2 separate regions of the Mus musculus genome follow, and region 2 is linked to region 1. The links are chromatin loops, found by intact Hi-C in ENCODE. Cell type or tissue: heart. All regions are shown on one strand. Links, peaks and the distances in the headings refer to the core of each region. The heading gives the core; the rest is flanking DNA. Region 1 has its middle 53 kb from the start of Gpc3. Region 2 overlaps A630012P03Rik (RIKEN cDNA A630012P03 gene).

The links. Hi-C counts contacts between places; a loop is a spot of excess contacts. Peaks named below come from ENCODE experiments on the same cell type or tissue, not always from the same donor. Only the 100,000 strongest peaks of a DNase experiment are listed, where the experiment ranks them.
Region 2: a loop joins it to region 1, with 5 times the contacts of the local background. A loop is called at or near these places in 2 of 42 quality-filtered maps.

What each region holds. Positions count from the first base shown.
Region 1 is chrX:52,660,751-52,672,326 of GRCm38, reverse strand. No RefSeq gene overlaps it. Among named protein-coding and RNA genes, the nearest start is that of Gpc3, 53 kb to the right of the region's middle. In heart, for the core only: no CTCF peak of the experiment used is centred there; no DNase peak of the experiment used is centred there.
Region 2 is chrX:52,611,938-52,623,513 of GRCm38, reverse strand. A630012P03Rik (RIKEN cDNA A630012P03 gene) reads right to left here. Exons shown (of 5, transcript NR_045367.2): 5 at 4,467-5,875. Gpc3 (glypican 3) reads left to right here and starts at 9,540. Exons shown (of 8, transcript NM_016697.3): 1 at 9,540-9,881. The coding sequence starts at 9,710. In heart, for the core only: no CTCF peak of the experiment used is centred there; no DNase peak of the experiment used is centred there; H3K27ac peaks cover 1,575 bases.

The DNA of each region.
Region 1 (11,576 bases), core at 3,831-6,330:
GCTTTGTATGCTGTCTTGGTCACTTTTCCTGTTGCTCTGATAAAAAAAAAAAAAAAAAAAAAAAAAAAAAAAAACCTGGCAAGAACAATGTAAGAGAAGGCGCTCTCTTTCTTTCTTTCTTTCTTTCTTTCTTTCTTTCTTTCTTTCTTTCTTTCTTTCTTTCTTTCTTTCTTTCCTTCTTTTGTTTTTTGTTTTGTTTTGTTTTCAGTTTGAAGTCTCTCATGGCAGAAGAGTTACAGCAGCAGGAACTAGAGGCAATTGGTCACTTTGCATCCACAGCCAAGAAGCAGTGAGAAATGAAAGCAATACTTTTGCTTAGCTCACTTTCTCTCTTTTTCATTAAGTCCAGGATCCTATCCCAGGGACTAACACCATCTGCAGTGGGTGGGGTTTCCTACCTCAACTAACCACAGTGTTCAGCTGCAATGGAGTTTTGATTTGTATTTCCTTGGTAACTAAAAATGTTGAACATTTTCCCATGTAATTATTGGTCATTTGCATTTCTTCGGTGGCATCTGTCTCATTCACTTATTCAGTCATTGACTGGATCACTTGGTCTTCTGGTGACACAATTTTTAGGGTATGTGTGTCTGTCTGTCTGTCTGCCTCCTCTCTCTCTCTCTCTCTGTGTGTGTGTGTGTGTGTGTGTGTGTGTGTGTGTGTGTGTTCTGAACCCTGATCTTATTCAGCTCTTTCCTTTCCTCTCTCTTATCTAGTGTTAGGGGGTTAAAAGGATGAAAGAAAAAGGGGTGGAGAAGGGTGGAAAAAGAAGAACCCATAAAGTAGCAAAAAACCAGCTACAGAATAGTATCTTGATTAAATTTTTGAGGTGGAAAACCCACCCACTGTGGTGGCATCATTCCCTGGAACTTTATCCTGGACTGTATGGGAAAAAGAGAGAGTAAGCTAAGCAAAAGTGTACACACGTGCGTGTGTGTGCAAGTGCTTGTTCTGGATATGAATACTGTCAGCTGAATAGCTGATAAAAAGTTTCCTCTGGTTCTGTAGACTGTGTCTTTACTTCGTTAACTGTTTCCTTTGCTATGCAGAAGCCTTTGAATTGAATACCGCCCCATTCACCAGTTATTGCTGCTTTTTCCTAGACTGCTGGAGTCCTTGTAGATTGAGAAGGGCCTTTCTTATGTTTCCTTCTAGCAGTTTCAAACTTTCAAGTTTTACGTTTAAAGGTCTTTGATCCATTTTGAATTTACTTATTATTACATTTGTTTATTTATTTTGTGTGTGGAGGACACATATGGAGGTCAGAGGACAATTGATTCTTTCCTTTCATCATGTCCATCCTGTAGATCAAACTCAAGTCTTCAGGTTTGGTGGCATTGTCTATCTACTTGAGCCATCTCTCTGGTCTTTGAATTAACTTCTATACAAGAGATAATTTTCTAGATATACGTGTGGATATCCAGTTTTCTAAGAACTATTTGTTAAATAGGCTTTATCACTGTAAATTTTTGGCACCTTTTCAAAAAACTCACGTAGCCTTAATTGCATGTTTGTTTCTAGGTCCTCTGTTCTGTTTATGTGCCTGGTGTGTGTGTGTGTGTGTGTGTGTGTGTGTGTGTGTGTGTGTCAGAATGATAGTGTTTGCTGCTATGTCTCTACAGTGTACTTTCAAGTCAGAGATGAACCTCATCTGAAAAATCACCTCCATCGAATTGGTCATTGGGCATTGTCTTGACTGATGATTTAAGTGGGAGGACCCATTCTAGTGTATTCGGTACTGTCCCTTGGCATATAGCCCTGGTTAGTATAAAAAAAAATTAACAAATGTATCAAGCTATTGGAAACAAGCTAGTAAACAACACTCCTCCATAGTCTCTGGTTCAGTTCCTAACTCCAGGTTTCTGCTTTACTTCCTGTCTTGGCTTTTATTGATGATGGAGTATAATCTGTAAGACAAACACTTTCCTCTCCAAATTAATCAGTGTTTTATCACAGCAGGAGAAACTAGGACACATTTGCTTAGGGGCATTTTGGCTATTTATGGTTCAAATCTTAGCAGTTTTTTCCTATTCACTCAGTACAGTTTCTAAATCATCCACATTATTGCATATATGTTCTATTCCTTTTTCACTGCTGAGTTGTATTTCACTGAATGATACCACAAGATTGTTTTTTTTTTTTAATCTAGTCCTCTACTGCTTAACATTTAGCCATTTTCATCTTTAGAAAAAAGAAATAAGGTTCTTTTTATTGTCATTATTATACAAGACTTTCATGGGCATGTATGCTGGCTAATTTTTATATCCACTTGGCTAGAGTCATATAAGAGGTGGGGGCCTCAATTGAGAGAATACCTCTATAAGATTGGACTGTAGACAAGCCTGTAGGACATTTTCTTAATTAGTGATTGATGGAGGAGGGCCCAGTCCATTGTGGGTGGTGCTACCCCTGGGCTGGTGGTCCTGGGTTCTATAAAAGCAGGCAAGCCATTGGGAGCAATCTAGTAGGCAGCAGCACTTCAATGGCCTCTGCATCAGCTCCTGCCTCCAGGTATCTGCCATTACTGCTTTTGATGATGAAGTGTTATAAGGAACTCTGGGTGAAATAAACCCCTTCCTCCCCAAGTTTCTTTTGGTTATACATTTCATCACAGCAAAGTAACCCTAAATAAGACAGCATGCTTCTTTTCCCATAGGCAAAACCTAAGAAGTAGAGAGGAAGGGAAGTATGGAGGGCATCTCTTTATAGCATTGTATGTAAGTAGAGAACCCCTAGCAAGCTGATGTTGAGTTTTAGAGTGCTAAGATGGCATGTGTTCAAAATTCTGTTCACAGCCAGGTGGTGGTGGCCCAAACCTTTAATCCCAACACTAAAGATGCAGAGACAGATGGTTCTCTGTGAGTTTGAGGGCAGTCTTATTTTACACAGCATGTTCCAGGACTGCCAGGACTGCACAGAGATACCCTGTCTTGCAAAACAACAACAGCAGCAGCATTCTGTTCACAAAGCTGTGTCTGGGACTAGCACTGAGCTAGTCCCTGGTACTGTCTCAACCATGGGGATAAGAGATCTTCAGATGCAGTGATCATGGCCTTGCCTTGAGCTGTGTTTTTTCCATCACCCTCCTTCCATTTTGATGGCCACTGTATCTAATGACCTATGTGTTTAAAGGCAAACAAGCAAATCCCTAATTACCTTTTCCACATCTAATATACATTTCTAAATTCCAAGTTTCTGGAAGCTTAAGGTACAATGTATTCTAGTTTCCAAGTTCCACATATTAGTGATCCAATCGTGGCCACATCCTTATAGATGAAAGAAACAGTTAAAATTAAACAACTGCTGGAGAGTCTGGTTCTCTGAGAACCACGTTCCGGGCTTATCTAGCCATGCTGGAGTCAGTAATCCCCACAGACCATTTGCATGGCTAGCTTATGCGGCTGGCTGGGCTCCAGCTAATTGGCCATGGCTAGCGCTTGCTTCAGACCATGTTTACTTCATCCTGTGTCTCTGGATAGCATTCCTCTGACTTTGCTCCTGGATTTATTCCAAGCAGGTATCTCCTGTTCTTAATGAGTTCCAGGGAAGGAGCTTCATTCCACAGTCTCCTTTGACAGCTTATATTATAGTGCTTTATGATATTGTCAAGAAGTGCCTTTCTCTTTCCTCTACACCTCATTTCCTCCTTTTCTGAATTAGTGAAAGTAGAGATGAGGCGGCCACTGCCTTCTCCCATGGTAGCCCTTATGTCCTATGGAGGTAGTTTAGTTTGTTAGCTCTCAAACTTCTTTTTGGAAAGATTAGAGAATATATTGTGGTATGCTTCCTTCCTGGGATAGCACTAAGGGTGAATGAATCAACCCCCATGACGGCTGAAATGACTCTGGGGTACTTGTCCCAGCTGGACTGTTACCATGCAGACATTTTATCATTCCCTGGTTTGTATTCAATTAACACTTTTTTTCACAAGCCAGGGGGAAGCACCTAATATTTTTCCTTGATGACTGGGCAAAGCACATTATTCAGATACTAACCAGGCTGGTCCTGCCTAATGTCCAGTTTTCTGGATAATGTGTGATTCTTAATTTGAAACTCTGCCTTGTGTTTACAATATGACCATCTCAGGTCTGTGGCTTATAGCCTTAATGGCTTTTCCCTTTCCCTTCCTCTTTCTTTCCTTTCTTTCTTTCTTTCTTTCTTTCTTTCTTTCTTTCTTTCTTTCTTTCTTCCTTCCTTCCTTCCTTCCTTCCTTCCTTCCTTCCTTCGTTTCTTCCTTCCTTTCTTTCTTTTCAGAAAACATCTTTTAGATTGTTGTGTGAGAAGGAATTTGACGTACCTCCAGGACCAGCCTAGCCTATGTAACTACTAATAAGTGATGTGTTTGTGTGTTGGATATTCATGTATGTATGAGATATCATATATTATGTGTGAGTGCAACTAGGTGTTTTAAGTCTGGAAGAACAGTGTACTATAATGGTTAAAGGCATTGTTATCAGCGTTGGACAGACCTGAGTTTGTATACTAGTATTGTTTGTTTTTCTATGATTTTAAACAAATTAACTCCATGTGTCCCTTTTCCTTATTTCTAAAACGAGTGTGGCTATAGCATTACCTATCTGACTGAGTAAACAAATTGTGGTAGATCCATACAGTGGAATACTACTCATCAATAAAAGAAGTGAACTAGAACAGCAAGTTTTGTGTTATATGTGTTTTACCATAATTTAAAATATGGAATAAACCAAAACCATTGAATCAAACATTTTAAAAGAGAAAACTGAAAGTTATGTGAATTATCTCTTAATGAAGCTGTTGTAAGAATCGGGATGTTGATATAGATATCTGCTTGGATGGATCCCAAACTAATTAGCTTGAGTGAAAGAAGCCAGACAAGAAAGAGTATGTGCCATATGATTCCATTTATACAAAACTCTAGAAAATGCGCACTAATCTACGGTGATGGAAAGCAGATCAGCAGTTGTTTGAGGAGGGGGTGGAAAGGCAGGGGGCCTGGGAATGGTCAGGAAGGAGAGAGGCAAAGAGAGGCAAGGAAACTCTTAGAGATGATAGGCATGTTAATTATCTTGATTGTGGTAATAGTTGCATGGGTGCATATATGTGTCAAAGCTCATCAAATTTACACTTTAAATATGTGAGCTATATTATATGTCAATTATATCTTTAAAATGCTCATTTAGAGAATAGTAACTTTTTTTTAAATACAGCAGATGAGGTTGAAATGACACACTGAATAAAAATGAATGGGCACATGGTAAGTGCTCAATAAATCGTTACTTAAAAAGTAGTCATCAGTGAGGAGTCAGGTGGGGAGGTAGCTCAGGAGTAGGTGGGGTGTTTGCATTTTAAGCACAAAGCCCCATGTTCAGTCCTCAGCAGTGAAAGAAACGGGCATGATGGTGCACAACTGCAATCCTAGAGCTGGCGGGTAGAGCCAGGAAAATCAAAGTTATCCTTTGCTATATATCAAGTATGAATTCATCCTGGGATACATGAAAACTCTCCAAAATATTAGTGAGGGCAAGGACATGAAGCAAGTGGGGTTATGTGGAAGTCTTTCAATCGCTTAGCTCAGTTCACTTGAACATTCACCTATTGAGCAAGTCCTAGGGTGAGGCTTGCACCTAATCTCAACAGCAAACCAGAATATTGGACATCTTCCTCCATCAGGCAAAAGCGCAACTTTTCAGTGTTTGTGACAGGTAGGTTAATGGGCCAGTACCCGAAACATCACACATAGCAAGTTTAGATGGTCTAATACCAAGCAATTTTTGCCTTCTTCACAGACAAGGCTTATCCTATTTAAAGGTGTCATAGTCATTTAAAGGAGAGGAAGTGGCCCGCCAGTTTGCTTTATGCTGCTCTAAGAGAATACATGAAATGTATGGGTACTGTCGGGCGTGGTGGCGCACGCCTTTAATCCCAGCACTCGGGAGGCAGAGGAAGGTGGATTTCTGAGTTCGAGGTCAGCCTGGTCTACAAAGTGAGTTCCAGGACAGCCAGGGCTATACAGAGAAACCCTGTCTCAAAAAACCAAAAACCAAAAAAAAAAAAAAAAGAAAAAAGAAAAAAAAAAGAGAAAGAAAGGAAGAAAGAAAGAAGTGTATGTGTACTATATAAAGAATAGACACTGGTCACAGCTGTGGAGATTGGAAAGTCCAAGATCAAAGCACCTACAGCTTCAGTGTCCGTTGAAGAGGAGAGAGCCAGTATATCGAGATGGTGCTTTGAGTGTTGGATCCTCCAGAGAAAGAGAGGATACTATACCCTGTGGGACAGGACAGCAGAAGTGCCAAGAGACATACCTGTTCCTGAGAACCATACTAAGGTATTGAATCCACCATGAGGGAAGATACCAAGTTACCTCTTAAAGGTCCATCTCTTCATACTTTTACAATGGCAATTAAATATCAAAGCAAATTGTTAGGGGCAAACAAGTACTCAAACAATCCCAGAACCTCACAAGAGGAATTCAAGCCTATCCTGGCCCATGAAAAGCAGGAGCCCACCACCCTCATACTAATTTTCTATAGTTCACAGATCAACAAACAGAGTGAATTAGAATTATACATATTCACTGTCTGATGTTGTTCCATTACTCAAAAGAGGAGACACAGGGCAGTTGTATTCCCTGATCACCTTCAACAAGCCTGGCCCCACAGCATTAATGAGACTTCATTTTCATTCAGGTGTCCGAAGAAGGAAAGATCTAAGCTTCTAAGCTTCCCCCGAGTTGTTAGCAGAATTCATTTCTTTGTGCCTCATTTCTTGATGACTATTCTCTTCATACTCAGGTCCGACCAAACAATTTGCTTCTTTAAGACTAGCAGCGATATGCTTCCTACCTCAAGAATAGCCCATGTCCTCTGTTAAGGACTCTTGACCTGATTAAGTAACAGCCAACCCCAAACTTCTTTAACTCCATGGTAACTCCTTTGGGAGTTTTCACCACGTCTTTACAATGTGACCACTGGACAGCATTGCATTATCAGTATAGGCCCAGAGCTATGGGGAAGCTGAGAGCATTGTATAAGGGGTGAAACAAAGAAGTGGTAATCTCGAGGTGATCTTAGAAGCTGGCCTTTGATGCTTTTCTGTAATGTAGTGGGCATATTGGGAACACTTATATCTCTCTCTTCAGCTTGTATGCCTCCCTCCCACAAAACAAAAAACAAAAAACAAAACAAAAACAACAACAACAAAAAAACCAGAATCTACTTATTGTAGAATACAAACAGGATGTTTCTGCATGTGTGCCTGCTAAACAGAGAGTTGTATGTGCGCACCATATTTTATGGCAAGTTGATACCTTGACCATTTAGGAAATCACAATGCCATTTCATTTTCTTTCTAGAAAGATATCCATAGGTACATTTGTGCAACTGGGAAGAATATTTACGATATTATTTCAACCCCATCTGTCTCAGCACTAAGCCTTAACAATATATGTTACAAAAAGCAAAGAGCTGCTGGGCGGTGGTGGCGGCGCATGCCTTTAATCCCAGCACTCGGGGAGGAAGAGGCAGGCGGATTTCTGAGTTCGAGGCTAGCCTGGTCTACAAAGTGAGTTCCAGGACAGCCAGGGCTATACAGAGAAACCCTGTCTTGAAAAAACAAAAAGCAAAAAAAACAAACAAAAAAGCAAAGAGCTGGCAATGCTGGCACTTGCTTTAGCACTTAGGCAGAGGCCAGAAGATACCAGGTTCAAGGTCAGCCTGGGCTACATGGTGAGACGTTGTCTCACAAAAAGAGAAAATGTATATTACTAGAACGGTGCTCAGTTCTCCAGTGCTGATGTGAGGTTGTGCCAGAGGTCAGATCAAGCCTGTGTCTGCCCCCTGAACAGGCCAGATACCTCATCTAAACTGCCTTCCGTCGCAGCTCCTCACTCCAGGTAGCCAGACAGGCACTCGGACCAGTTTGTCCTTTCAAAGCATTTTAACAAAGCTTTGGAGAATGACTCACAATGCACCACCCCCCAATGGAAGTGACACAATGTTCACCCACTGACAAATGACAAATCAAATAGCCATGCAAAAGAGTATGTTTAGTTATAGGAAGGCATGAAGTCTTGATACATGCTTTAACATACATGAACCTTAAATCCATGGTGTGATGCGAGAAGAAACCAACCCCAAAAGATTACATGGCAAATATGCTAACCCACAGAAGTGGAAAATAAAGATTGGTAGTTGTCTAGAACTGGAGAGGTCATGAGAGATGGGAGGTGAGCATCGGTGAGTGCTGCTTTTCATGTTGAAGTGATGTATCTTGTAAAATTAGAAAGTAGCAATGGTTTCGCAGCTCTGTGCGTATACTAAAACCACCGAATTATATATTTTAAATGGGTGAATTTTATGGTATGAGGATTATATTTCAATAGTGCTGTTATTTTAAATTATCAACCAACCAAGACATACTTAATAACTTCTCTGCGTTTGATATGGGGTGACCTTCCCTAAAGTTACCTAATATGTAGCAGTGTGAAGAGAGAGCGGCAATTCCCATCCACCGGAAATGCCTTGAATTTTTGTTGCCATTTTATGAGCATAGATGAGAGAAGGAGAGACAAAAGGCATGTTTGGATAAAATTTCCTCCAGAATAAAGTTTCATTTAGCCTCAAACTTTCCTATTCAAACTGTAGCGTGAGCACCTCCTGGGAGCTTGTTGGAAATGCAGCATCACGAGTTCCACCAAGAAGCACAGAATCACAATCTACATTTTAACAAGATCCGCAGGTGTTCGGCATGCGCAGTGCAGCGGGAGAAGCACTAGCCTGAAGGTTGGCAAGATGACTTCATGACACTTTAATTTGCCCTTTAATCAGTCTGTAGGTAAAGTGCTGGCATATTTAATATTGTATTACGATGAATATTCTCTATATAAAGTCATTTTAGATGCAATCCTAGTCTTTAAAAGTGAAAATGAGTCTATCTTAATATAATTTCTATTCTTGTTTTTATCCAGTTACTTTTCATAGCCTTTTAAAAAATCCTGCAACACATTCTTTTCAGTGATAATATTGCAATGATAATTTGGTATTATTGTAAACAACGTTTTTTTTTCCAAATTAAAGAAAATAAACTATGCTTGGAATTTTAAAAGTGTGAGTGGTTTTGAGGATAATATTGAAATTTTGAGTTAAACTCAGTTGTAAAGAACCCTATTTAATGTATTATTTGTTTAATATGCCAAAAAGGTAAGTTACACTGCCCAGTTAAAAGCTGCATGCTTTTAAAGCATTGTTGTGACCTTTTAAAATTGCATAAAATTGCTTTAATGGGATTGCTCATTCATTTATGTAAACATTAAGATAAAAAGACTGACCGGTTTCATAAAATAAAATGGCTAGGTACATTGATTTGAGCAATATTTGATAAGTCTGTTACATTTATGTAGGGAACATATTACAAACCCTGAGAAAATTTGTAGCTATCACTAATATATGCATTTTGCAAAAACCCAGATAGTTCTCTCCTTGCCTTCTCAAAGCAGTATCACGTCTTTTAAATACCCATTTGGATGATAAAATGGCTTCTTGAGTTTTCCCTCTTGCCAGGGATTTTATTTTGCAGTGCAATTGCAGCCTCTCTCAAGTGTGAGCATCTGGCCATTAATAATTGCCAAGTAGGCCAGAACCTGTGCTCATTTCCTTCCCCAGTCATTGTGGCAGAAAGAGGGTGTGGATGATTTGTGGTATACCCTAGGTACCCTTCATTAACAAGGTTTGTGTGTTTCTACACAATTTTCATGGTCACTTCGTTGATTGATCTCTGACTGTGCGAGTCTCCAGAACCTAAATTTGAGAAGCTTTTCTCTTAAGAGGCTGTGCCTCTACATCTGCAAGTAGCCATGGGACATTGGTTTCTCAGAAAAGTTCAGCACATCGGATGTCAGCCGAATCGAAGAGTTCAGACTGAGACGTTATCCTCTGCTTTGGCCCAAGGCTTCAAATGCCCAAAGAAATATTGCTTCAGCTATCTATTATAAAGGCAATTAATGCCCTCTCCTGGCTTCAAGGCTCAGACCCTAGATACTGATAATAACTATCCATGTAGTTTATCCATAATCTTTTGGCTAACCCAACATTTGGGGGTTTAGGTTTGACCTACTGTCTTTTTTTTTTTTAAAGCTCTGTAGGTTGAATATAGGGAGTCATGAACTGATGCATGTTAGACACGTGCACTGCCACTGAACTACATCAGTGGCCCTCTATTCTGAGACAGGGCCTCACTGAATTGCCCAGGTTAATTTGAATTTACTCTGTAATCCAGACATACCTTGAAATTATGATGCCTTTGCTTCCTAAGTAGCTGGGAGCACACACCTGTACCACCATCCACCATGCTTGGCCACTCCTTTTCTGTATCTGTATGTTCTGCATGATTATTTTTCATCATTTCTTTTCTTTTCTTTTCTTTTTTTTTGAGACAGAGTTTTTCTGTGTAGCCCTGGCTGTCCTGGAACTCACTCTGTAGACCAGGCTGGCCTCAAGCTCAGAAATCCGCCTGCCTCTGCCTCCCAAGTGCTGGGATTAAAGGTGTGCGCCACCACTGCCCAGCTTATGATTATTTTTCAAATCTACTTTGTCCTTTCAAACTTCCATTTTTAAAAATATGACAATAGTTTCTTCCCTTTCTTTCCACATGACTTCAGTATCTATTACAACAGTTTTCTGCCTGTCTCTCTATTGCTATGTTCAGGGTACGACTTATGGAATATACGATTTATGAGGTGGCTCTAATTGGGCTGAGAGGATTGACTGAAAATATCCCTCCATGAGCTTGTATGCTTACATAATTGGTCCTCAGTTGGTGGTAGTGTTTGGGAAGAACTAGGTGATATGGCCTTGTAGGAATAGTGGTGTGTCACTGGGGTTAGGCTTTGAGATTTCAGAAGACTCACACCATTTCCACTGTGACTCTCAGCCTCCTACATATGGATCAAGCTGGTAGCTCTCTGGTAGTTCCTGCTTGTCATGCCTTTGTTTTGCCATCATGGACTCTAACCTTTTGAAACTGTTAAGCCCAATTAAAAATCCTTTCTTTTGTAAGCTGCCTTGGTCATGGTATTTTGCATTAGAAAATTAACTAAGACAAGGACCCTTAAGACAAATTCAAGAGTTTGCAGGTGGAGGAATGTAGGAGCTAAGGCAGCTCAAAGCTATATTCTTTAAAACATTTGATCTGGATACTATGATTTAGAGAATTGTAATTACCTTTCTTTATAGGTCATATATAGAGTTCTCAACTCCTTAAACTTCCAAATTTCACAGACTTCATGTATATTTCCTCCTGTTTAATGTCTTTGAAATGGAACTGAGCCTTGACGCTTTCATGATGTGTTCATCACTTCTTATCTATGGATGGATGTGTGGAAGACATTCTCTGTGATCTCTAGGGAGGATCAGGAGAGAACCAAACATGCAGGATAAGTAAAACATTATCAGAGTCACTTTGTATTTGGTATTCTTTTTTTGAGACATGTTTTGTTGCTTTCTGTGTAGCCCTGGCTGTCCTGGAACTTGCATTGTAGACCAGGCTGGCCTGTAATTTACAGAGATCTGCCTGCCTGTCTCCCAGGTTTTGTGATTCTT
Region 2 (11,576 bases), core at 4,643-7,142, 50 kb after region 1:
CAAATTTGTGGGTTATCCTCCTGCTTCAGCTTCCTACTTGCTAAGATTACAGGTATGAAACACCATGCCTGGCAGAATCATGTTTTTGATGCTTTTATATTTTTTGCTGTTTTGAAAAATAAAATGTGTGGATTTTTACGTGTGGGTACATGTTTGTGAGTGTATTTAAGAGTGAGTGTGTGCATAGCTGCAGCTCAGATGGAATCCTCTGTCTTCAGGGTTTGAGGTACTGGGATTATAAGTGCATGCCACAAGGCCTGAAGAATTCTTTTAGATAAACAAGCACATATGGGCGATAGCTCCAGCTCTATTTTTAGTTGCTCCAAGAACTTCCATACTGTTTTTCATAGCTGCTGCACCAACAGCAGGGTGCAAGTTTCCAAATTCCACATCCCCACTAACTCCTGCTATCTATGGAAATATAACGTTTTTTTTTTAATCCTTATTTTGTAAAGTTAAGGCTTTGCTAGATAAGGTTCTTTGCCCAAGGTCACCCAGCTAGCAAGCAGGAAAGTTGGAATTTGGACCCAGGACTCTGTAACTCTGAAACTTAGTCCCATTCCATAACGTTGTCATGCTTCTTTTGATCAATGTGTTGCGACATAAGTTAAAGCAAGTTAAACATAGGAAGAACTACCTTAGTCTTTGATTCCAGAATTGCAATCTGTAAAAGTAAACAGAGGCAGCAGCAAAGTGAGACTGTGCACTAGGCACCACACATTAAAGAGAAAGAGAAAGATCAGTATGTGGGATTTATTTTTTTTAAAGAAATCCAGTTTCATGATGTGTATCAGGCTTGGTATAGGTCCAGTTCAATGTCTCCTCAATGTCATATATTTACAGCATCATTCAAAGACTGGATATGATATAACAGAGCATCAAGGACACGTTAGATTAGATTTCATGTACAGTGTTTACAGAAGCACAGAAACACACAATTCATTTGTGAAATATTTCCATAGGAGGGATTGACATAGACTTCTCAATAAGGAAAACTAATAATGAACCTTCTGAAGAGTTTACTATCTTCATTTCCAAACACTTTAATAATCATACTTCCACACAGTGAATTTTAAATAAACATGATCTATTACCTTTAGTTCTTTACAATCTTAAAGAGCAAATATCAAAGTCTCAGTTGTTTAAACACTTTAATAAGTTAATTTAAAAATCTCTTATTCAGGCCAGGAGGCATGATGGTGCATGCCTGGTAGGTAGAGGCAGAAAGATGCCTAAATCCAGGCTACCATGGGCTTTGTAAAGATTTTGAAACCAGCTGGAGCTACATAGTGAGGCTATGTCTAAAAATAAAAAATAAAAAATCCCTCCGATTTAGATTTCTGGTATTAAATACAATAGAAGTATGTCTGTTTATAACCCCATTCTTTCAACACTGTTTACAACAAGTCTACTCTCCTGCTCATTAGGAAATTATTGAGATTTTAATGTTGTTATGTAGTCCTTCAATTAACAAAAACACTGATCTACTGACAAATACTTCCTGAGGATTCCCTGTGGAGTCATTGCTGAGTTTGTGTTAATAATGCTACGTTTAGTCACGCATTCAACAATATGTATTGAGGTTCTACTATACTCTAGATACTGTTTCATATGCTGCTTCATATCCAGATGTGTAATATTCTCTCAAGGAGTTCCCAGGCATGGGAACACAGATGGTTAGAGGTAGGAAGAACCCTAGAGAGCATGTAATGTAGCCTACAACCTTCAATTTCCAGTTAGGAAGATGCAGTTCCTAATCCCAGGCTACCACGCTTACAGGGAACAGAACATGGACTAGAAACTAATTCTTTTCACTTCTGTTCCTTTGATTACTCTGGTCTATTTGAGAAAACAGGATACTTTTTTACTAAACTACTTCAAAACCATACCAGACAAAAGCTGCTGACAAACCATCTGGTAGTCACTGTCAGTTTAACAGGAGTTAGAGAAAGACTAGAGACATCCAATGGAGTGTAAATCTGGTGACATGCTTTGCTCCCGACAAGTAGTGAGGGTGAATGAGAAGAAGGCATTCCAAGGAAGGAGTCCTTCCCTCTGCCTATCATCATCTTCCTCTAAAGAGTTCCTTTTTGGTACATAGACTAGTATCTTTTTCATTTATAACAGAAAGTGTGATATAAATTACGGGAGAAATAAATGATCAAAATAATATGTAAAGGCTAAGGAGTTCAACCCCTACTCATAATTTACTATGAGATCTTATAAAAAGCAATGACTCATACAACATGTGTTTCCGTTCTTCCTAGAATTTCTCGAAGAAAAGCGAACCAAAGTACTTTATTCTTATGTAATAATTTAGAAGGAAGATCTTTTACAAACTCATCTTCACATAGACTACCTATTATAGGGGAAAGTTTTCTGTGTTGTGACATTAACAGAACTCTACCTAAATAGCCATATGGTCTTCTTTTGTAAAGTAAATGATCACAGGGTTCATTGAAAAACATTTTTGAAATGACGACCATGGGTCAAAGTACTGTTCACACTGAGGCAATGCTTCGTACTTTGTCCCATCTGTCCTGAAGGATCACTTAATCCATATTGCTTTTCTACCTGAGGTGATAAAGTAGTTTGAGAAGGTAAAATAAAAACTAATGTCAGGTGGTGGTGGCGCATGCCTTTAATCCCAGCACTTGGGAGGCAGAGGCAGGTGGATTTCTGAGTTCGAGGCTGGCCTGGTCTACAGAATGAGTTCCAGGACAGCCCAGGCTACACAGAGAAACCCTGTCTTGAAAAAAAAAAAGTAATACAAACATAAGGGCATTTCAAAGAATTATTAGAGTCATCAGTGATGCCAACTTGTGGTGCTTGAAAGTGGCAGCACTATCAACATACTATCAACATTTCTCAACATTGATCTAGGTTCATTCATAGTTGTAGTCCCAGAGCTGGGGAGGTTGAGGTAAGAGAATCAGGAGTTTGAAGTCACTCTTAACTACACACTGACTTTTTTTTTGTTTTGTTTTATTTATTTATTTATTTTTAGGTCAGCCTAGACTCAAAAGTAAAATGAAAAAAATTCAAAACTTTCTTGCCGTGTACTCTTAACTTTTGTCCCTAAAGTCATCACAGAGTCACATAGACCATTACAAGTACTTGGAGTTCACTTTGGGTAGTACTGGATTAGAGGAAGCACAGAGAAGAATTGTATGAACTTCTGTTCATCTAAAGTCCTCAAGTCAGATTGAAGATATAAAGTAAGCATGCATTTGCTTTACTAGGTGGCAAGCAGAGTGTTTCCCTCAGGGGCTGGCAGCAAGTGGAGCCTGGGCCTGGTTGGGAGAGTATGGAACTGCTCTTACTCTCCTTTGACTCCAGGTCACAGTCATACTGGGTTTCCATAACATCACACAGTTTCTTTTTGTTTGTTTGTTTTTCGAGACAGGGTTTCTCTGTATAGCCCTGGCTGTCCTGGAACTCACTTTGTAGACCAGGATGTCCTCGAACTCAGAAATTTGCCTGCCTCTGCCTCCCGAGTGCTAGGATCAAAGGCGTGTACCACCACGTCTGGCTCATCACACAGTTTCTAATGGATAACCTTCATGATAACTAGAGTTGGGCATAGTGCTGAAAATGGCCCTGGCCTGTACTATGCTGTTTAATAAAACATTAATTAAATAATTAATTGTATATGTATACTTTTTTCTGTGCGTGGGCATCTGCATACCTCAGCACTGGTATGAAGGTCAGAGAACAACTTGTGAGAGTTGCTTCACTCTTGCCATCATGGTCGTCTCATGGACCAAACTTAGATTGTCAGACTTGGAGGCAATTTCTCTTACCTGCTGAACCATCTCACTAGACCCATGATATGTTACTTTGGAAATTCCCCCCCCCCCCTAGACTCAACATTGCCAATGAAACTTGGGAAGTAGGGTGGGGAAAATTATTGTAAATATTTGTTACTGTCTATGATGATGGCTACTGATAGCTTCCCACATGTGGCAGGGACTCAGAAAGAATATAGAAGGGAGCAAACTTGGTAAGATGTTAAACTTCCAAATACCAGGTGGCTTATTGGAGAACCAGACTTTAGAAACTAAAGACCCAGAAATTACTTGAAATTTCTATGAAACAGGCATTAAGATGCATATATCACATACCTGAACCATTGTAAATTTTGGCCCACAGTAATTTAAAAACAAGATAAAGCACACAGGAATTACCATGCAGCATATAAAGCTATGCCTTGGACATTACTAGTATTTGAACTTAAAGCTACCATGCTCTCAATTGCCAAAGTACAAAACCACTCAAACTTTCACATAAACACACACACACACACACACACACACACACACACACACACACACACACACACACTACACACCTATGAAGACACAAAATGCTAGAAATACATACGGTATATCTATCTAGTTATAAAAAGATCAATAGACTAAAGGTATGAAGAAATATGTTAGGAGTCAAGATCAATATTCCTTTATGCAAACAAAACACAATAGAATATTTCTTTATTTGTAGTAATCAACATGATGTCCCAAATAAAAGAATTCTCTATTTTTTTTTTATTTTCAAAACTTGGATGCTGACTTATAAGAATTTCAGTAAACTTTGTGGATTTAGTGAGGGCAGAGCATAGTCTCAAGTCTGAAGTGAGGTTAGCCCTCCACAACTCACAATGCAAGCATCCCAGTCACATCTATTAATTTTCCACATACATGGAGCCAAATTCTGCCTGAGATTATTATGCAATTTTCAAAATGGCTTTAAGTCTTTCAACTTACAAAGTTACCATTTACATTGCACTGGCCTGCTGGCTGCGATGGATGAATGAACACTCTTTCCCAAAGGACTATAATTCATCCTCTGATCATAGCTTATACATCTGGGAGAATTGGGATCAGTGTGCCTGGCGCCTCCCCTTCCCTCTGGCCCACAAAGGACTCATACAGTGCAAGGGAAGAGGAGACAAAGTGGCTGTGTGCCATCTAGCTCAGAGGTGTGGCACAAGAGGTGTTGACTGTGAGCAGCAAGCAGCCTAACATATAAGCAACTGTCTACATGATGTGATTTCAGGTGCACCAAAAAAGGCCTCATTGCCCCTCAGTTTAAACACTCCCTTCCCACTGGCGGATGCCTGGAATTCCAGAGTTTTTAGAGCTCTGTTCCTTTGGTTTAAAGCTTTGATCCCTGTTGAAATACTTATACCCCTGGGTGGGCAGCCCCCATTACATCCTATCAACCAGATACATTGAGATAGGATGAGTTTGTCAGCTTCTTCCCTGACAGCAAGTTCGAGAGTGAGGTTAAGAGCAGAAGACACTGTGTACCTGAGAGGGATGGAAAAAGGAGAACAACACCTGGGGGGCAAAGGAACTGGGCCCAAGACAAATAATGTGTGTGTGTGTGGCCATGTGCATGGCTGTGTATGCGCTCCTCCCATGGCGGCAGCTGTTGAACACCCTTTCTTAACCCTCTCCCAGAAATCTTGATTTATGCTGCTTTTGGAGCCATGGAACCAGACTCTCCTCCCTGCTACAGCAAGATAATAGCTGCTGGCTACAGCTGGGAATTCTCGAATTCTTTCAAACTGGAGTCCAGGAGCAAAAGGTGAAGAAAAGTTCTTCTGGGCATGCTGGGCTAGATAGCCTTCCCCTGGGGTCCAAAGGAGAAAAGGGGGTCCAGCCATGCTATCTAAACACTTTCAACTGGGTCTGAGAGCACAGAGCCATGATTGTCCAAGGCGAACGAACACTCTTTCAATCAGCATGTCCTTTTGTAGCCCCACACTGATTACCTCTCTGCTTCTCTTACTGAAGAGTTCAGAGGAATCACTGACAAAAACGGAGCACGAGGAAGGGAGCTTGTCTCGAATGAGGCGAGACAGTTGCTTCTGTAAAAGAGAAAATAGAATTTTTGTCAACACACACACACACACACACACACACACACACACGTGTTTTCTGTTTATTGTTTTTGAGACAAGGTCTCCCTGTGTCTCTCTGGCTGGTCCTGAACATCCAGGCTTAATGCATGCTTCTACCTCAGCCTGGGGAGGGATGGCTGGCCCTACACACACACTCTACCTTTCTTTGCTAGGAAATACAACCTTAATTATTACCCATCTCTGTAGCATGCAGTAGAGAGTTTACACATTAGTAAATGAGTTTCCTTCCTTCCTGTTTTCCTTCCTTTTCTTGTTTTTCAGGACAAGACTTTGTGCAAGCTAGGCTTTACCACGTGCTGTACCGCAATTCACATTCCCCAGCCTCTGGCTAAAGATTATCCGGAGTAAACTTTTTCAACACTGACTGACTAAGCAGTGGAGATGGCTGCCTGTGACATTTCTGGAAGTGTTTCTGACAAAGAAGCCTATCCCACAAAGTCCATTTCAGTGCCTGAAATTCCACTGTGAGAGTCATCACTTGGGGGATTGGGAAGGTTAGAAGCCTTTGAGAGGCACTTATAAAAATGGAAGCACTTCTTCTGCTAGGCAAGGTTGTTTTTTTTTTTTTTTTTAACTCTTCCCTTTGCTTGGCTAAAAGCTCTGAAGTAGGTGCTTGGAGTGAGAGCAGAAACTTCCAGGCTAAAAAATAGTTCTTCAAACTTCAGAGCCAGTCTGTCTCTGACTTAGCTCAAACCCTAGGGACCCACGGACCACCCTATTTGGTTCAATGTATTTCCTATTTCCAATACCACTTAATGTTATCTTCAAACTACCTCATATTTTGCTGAACTGGATACTTAGCTTTGTTTTGATAAAGCTTATGAGGGGAATGCACTCATTATATGTACAGTTTGTAACCCACTGAAATAAAGTTCTTGACAATAAACCCAAGTTTGTGGGTCCACTGCATTGAATCCAGGGATCCACACTTCATTTTGTAAACAGTGCTTTAGTTTATGCATAGCATGTTCTATATTAAAAGCACAGATTGAAAAGGAGGCATAGCCACGTTTTTCCCTAGGTATTTCATACCCAGTAGTTGAAAACAACTGTTGCCTTTGTAGTTCGTTGCATGAGCTCTGGAAGATCATGAATTTATGGGAGGTCATGTCTTCCTCTGCGAGGTCGTGAAATTCAATCAATGCTTGCCTTCCAATTTGCCCTTTGGTCACAGGGCTCCACAGGTGGAACATATCAAACTCACCAGCCAAATTAGGACTCTTAATTGGTGTTTCTTTTAAAGTGGCTATGTCATTTGTCAAATGTTCAATGCAGGCGCAGGCCTAGCCCCAGGCGGAATTATGAAGTAGAAGAATGCCAGATACATAGGCAGCACTCAAATGTTTGTTGAAAAGTGGGGGTGACTAAGCCCTCTGTCCTTGACTCCTTCTCACCCAACCCCCATAGGCACTGGATCAGCATGCACTTTTAATTCTATCTTCTAAATATCTCTGGGACAGTTTTCCCCTTTCAAAACTCCTTTGTCACAAGCCTTTGTCATTTCTTCTGGGCATTAATTTCAGGGCCTCTTAGCTGGTCTTCTTGCTTCCAATCTTTTGCCTTCTTCAAACCATTCTCTGAAACACTGTTGCGGATATCTTTTAATAAGACAAATCTGATCATGTCACCCCTATGCTCAGAATTTCCTTAAGTGGTTCCACAGACTCCTCTGCAGGCTTCTACACTGCACAATCTGGCCCTTGCTTCGCCTCTCCCTCCTGCCTTAGTTCTTTTAACTCCTCAGCCTGAAATCATTACTTGCACCTCCTACTCTCCAAATGGGCCATGCCAGGGCCTCTCTTCTTTGTTCACCCCGTTTCCTTGCCAGGGCACCCTTCCCCCAGTCTTTTCTCACCTCAGCCCCTACTGGGCTTTCAAGTCCGAGTTTAGGCCATCAGCATTTCTGGGACACTTTCTCTGATCCCTCCGCTCAGCCCTCAGAACTCCATCTTCCCTCTTAACACATAATGTGTTAACATTTCACTTTGTTGGCTCCCCATTAGATTTGAAACTCTCTGAGGTCAGGTACTACAGAATGGGTTTCGTGTCTCTGTTTTCTCTTTGTATCCCACAGAGTCAAGCACATAGTAAGAATTCCAATAATGGTTATTGAATGAACAAATGAAGACTTGAATAAATTGCTCAGTTGCCTTCATATTGCTTTCTCTTTCTTCATAGCCCCCTATTCAAGACACAGCCCCCCTCCAGCTGTGTTTATCTATGTCTCCAAGCATACTTCTGTCTAGTTAAAAAAAAGAACACAATCAGACAACAAGCTAGTTTACACCGAGATATCAAATTCATTAATTGTAGAAATACTGAGCTCCTACTACATACAAGACACTGGGCTAAAGTTGTCTACGTGTGCACATGAGTGGAGTCACAAAGAGAACCAATCTGATGGAATGATTCAATTTCTGTAGAGCATAGATAATGATTATATGCTTTTTCTTCTCAAAGGGGCATTTGATTCTCAAAGAAATGTCTTTCCATTGGTGAGAATTAAGTAGAAGAAACGTGGATTGACATCCAGGAAATCTTCTAAATAGGGCTCTACTCCAGGTATGAAACAGACTAACCATGACTTAATGAATTTCATCTGTAAAATGATTTCCTGAATGAGTTACTCTCACCAGCTACACTTTGCTTTATGAGGGTCGCCCGTGATTATCCTGTAGATGATATGATTCACCTAGGAATCAGGATCAAGTGCCTAAATTCACACACACACACACACACACACACACACACACACACACACACACACACATGCACACATTTACTTTGTGTGGTTCTATTGAATGAGACCCAGCAAGCTACACGGGCTTCCAGACCTTTTAGGTACAAAGATGAGCCAGGCTGTGAAATCCAGAGGTCCCCAGCGCTCTGGAACGTGACTATTTGTGGGTAGGCTTTGAGGGCTTGGCCACAGCTGCATTGGGAAAGGGTTCCCAAGAAACCTTTCTCAGAAAACAGCAAGGAGAGGGATTTTGTGCTTAGGAAACCTTGTGTGGGCTCTGGTGGCCAGAAGGAGCCAGATCTGGGTGGGAGAAGGCCTAGGGTCGAGTCGGGTGTGTGTGTGTGTGTGTGTGTGTGTGTGTGTGTGTGTGTGTACCTAAACCGCAGACCTCCACTCCACTCCAAGGAAGATGGAGAGCTTGCAAAGGCTGAAAAGGAAAAGCCCTCCCGGCTGTAGGCCAAAGGGAGGCGGAAAGGAGGAGTGAGGCTGGGGAACTTCTCCCAGAGCCAGTCAGAGGGGACTGCTGCTGGGAAGCCAATCAGCGTGCCTGAGCCTGCAGCCCCTCTGCAGTAGTTATGCCAGAGCGCCCAGTGTAGAGCAGCGGCGAGCGAGTGTCAGGGCAGGATTGCCGGGAGCCACCGCACACGCTCCTTATCCTCTTCCCGCGCCTCTCCCACCAAGGCTTGCCCGCCACCTTGGTAAACCCAATCTCCCAGCTAAGCTCCTTGCCACGCCCCGCATCCCGCAGGCCAGCAGCTACACGACCCCACGCCGTCCTCCAGGCAGCGCGGCTCGCCTTGCCTCGCCCCGCCCCGTCCCTCCTCGCCACGCCCACAAGGCTCCGCCCCGGGCCGCCCCGCACCGCCAAGCTGTTCCCGCCCTCGCCCAGCGCCCAGGTAGCTGCGAGGAAACTTTTGCGGCGGCTGGGTAGCGGCTCCTCTCTTGCTCTGTCGGGCTACTGCCAGACTTGCTGAGTCTCGGGACCGCTCCGGCTCTTATTGCCACTCTCTCGTGCTCTCCTCGCTCCCCCAAGAAGCAGGATGGCCGGGACCGTGCGCACCGCGTGCTTGCTGGTGGCGATGCTGCTAGGCTTGGGCTGCCTGGGACAGGCGCAGCCCCCGCCGCCTCCAGACGCCACCTGTCACCAGGTCCGTTCTTTCTTCCAGAGACTGCAGCCCGGACTCAAATGGGTTCCAGAAACCCCTGTACCAGGTGAGTAGGGGTCCCTTGAGCATTCCCCGCGCACAGTGGAAAGCCAAGGCGCGCGTGGTGGCTCTTCCCAGAGCGCGCTAGCCTGGTGGGGCCGCAGCGGCCGTGCTCTCTGCTGCAGGATACCTGGGAATGGTTGCTGTGCCTGGGGCCTGGACCATCTACCAAGGGAGGGAAGCACAGTATGGGACTCTGTCCACATGCCCCGGGCTCACGCTGCTGTCAGGAACTGTGCAAGCCAGAGCGAGGAACAGCAGAGATCGCCTTTCTAGCGCCCATTTTTTTTGGGGGGGGGAGGGCGGGAAGGTGGGAGCTGGCTCCCCTCTGCTCTTAGCAAACCGGCTTCACAACGTGAAGACTGTGACTCGGGAATTTATCTCCCTTACTAGCACGTCTGCCTTAGCTGGACCCGTAGTTCTGGCCACACTTTATCCACCGTGTGTCCCCCCATGCTTTCCGTTCCCCAGTCTGGGTTCCCGAGGCTGGCCGGGCCCAAGTGCAGGCAAAGTTGAGCACAAATCTTTGAATCCTCAGAGGCTAGAGAAGACACAGTGAAGGAAACTTTTGAGTAGGAGGGTCCTCCAAAACGTGCAAGACTGAGCCTTTCCCTTCAAAACAGCTTCCCTTATCTAGGTTGGCAAATCTCTTTAAAAATCGGCGGTGCTTGGCCTACGGAGCACGAATCCAAAAAGGATTTGACTCCTCCCCCGCCCAAATTCATCTGCCTTGACAGGCTGGACCCCGAAGAGGAGAAGATTTTAGGCAGAGGAAAGTTTCAGAGCGCCTGCCTTTTGTTCTGCACAATCAGATCATTTTGTAGGGGCATATTTTAACCTTAGCTCAGGGCTGCCGCTGTCAACAGATGAATATTAATTGCCTTGTGTGATTGACTGTCCAGCGGTTGGGCGCTTAACGCCTGCCTTAGAATCCAATCAGGGCAAGTTGCTATACTAACAATACGTGCAGGAAGAATGGGTTTCGAAAAGATTAATTTTTCAGAGGTGCGCTTGGAAGAAAGCAGCCAGCCGTATTTGCACACAGACGTTTGTGGCTTCCAGGCTCTCCTTCCGAAGACTCGTGCATCCAGCTAGGCGCTCATCCCGCGCTTGGGAGACATTGGGAACAAGCCTCGCCACAACTTGGCTGGTGGCTCTCAACAAGTCAGGGAGGCGGGCCGGATCGTTGGACCAAGTTGTGAATGCGTATGCGCGCCTTGTGGGCGCTGCCAGGGAGCGTTCACTGGCAGGAGGTTACCTAGGCAGCCAGCGCGCCCTCAGCCTTTTCTTTAGGTTGATGAAAAGAGGCTAGTGAGCCTGCTGTTTAGTTGCAAAGGTAATTGGTCACCCTTTTTTGGTGACTGAAATGCACTTGCGCATATGTTAAATATTGCCTTGCAGGATATCGCTCTAAGGGAGGGTAGAACTACCTCTTCCACTGTTAAGTCTTAATAACGTACCACGTGGGCGTGTGCAAGAGCTGTAAGGGGCAACCTATGAATCAGTTCTGCAGAGCTGAAACAACGGGCGAATCTCTCTCCCCTGGAAGTGCCATGGTAATTAGATTGCTAAGGCTAGAGAACACGCTTTTGTTGATAATATAAAAATTGGTCCTTACAGGCTGAGCCCCCACAAGATGAATTGGTCCAGGGTTGGGGTTGGGCAGTATTTGGCTGATGCAAAGGGAAGTAAAATGGTGCTT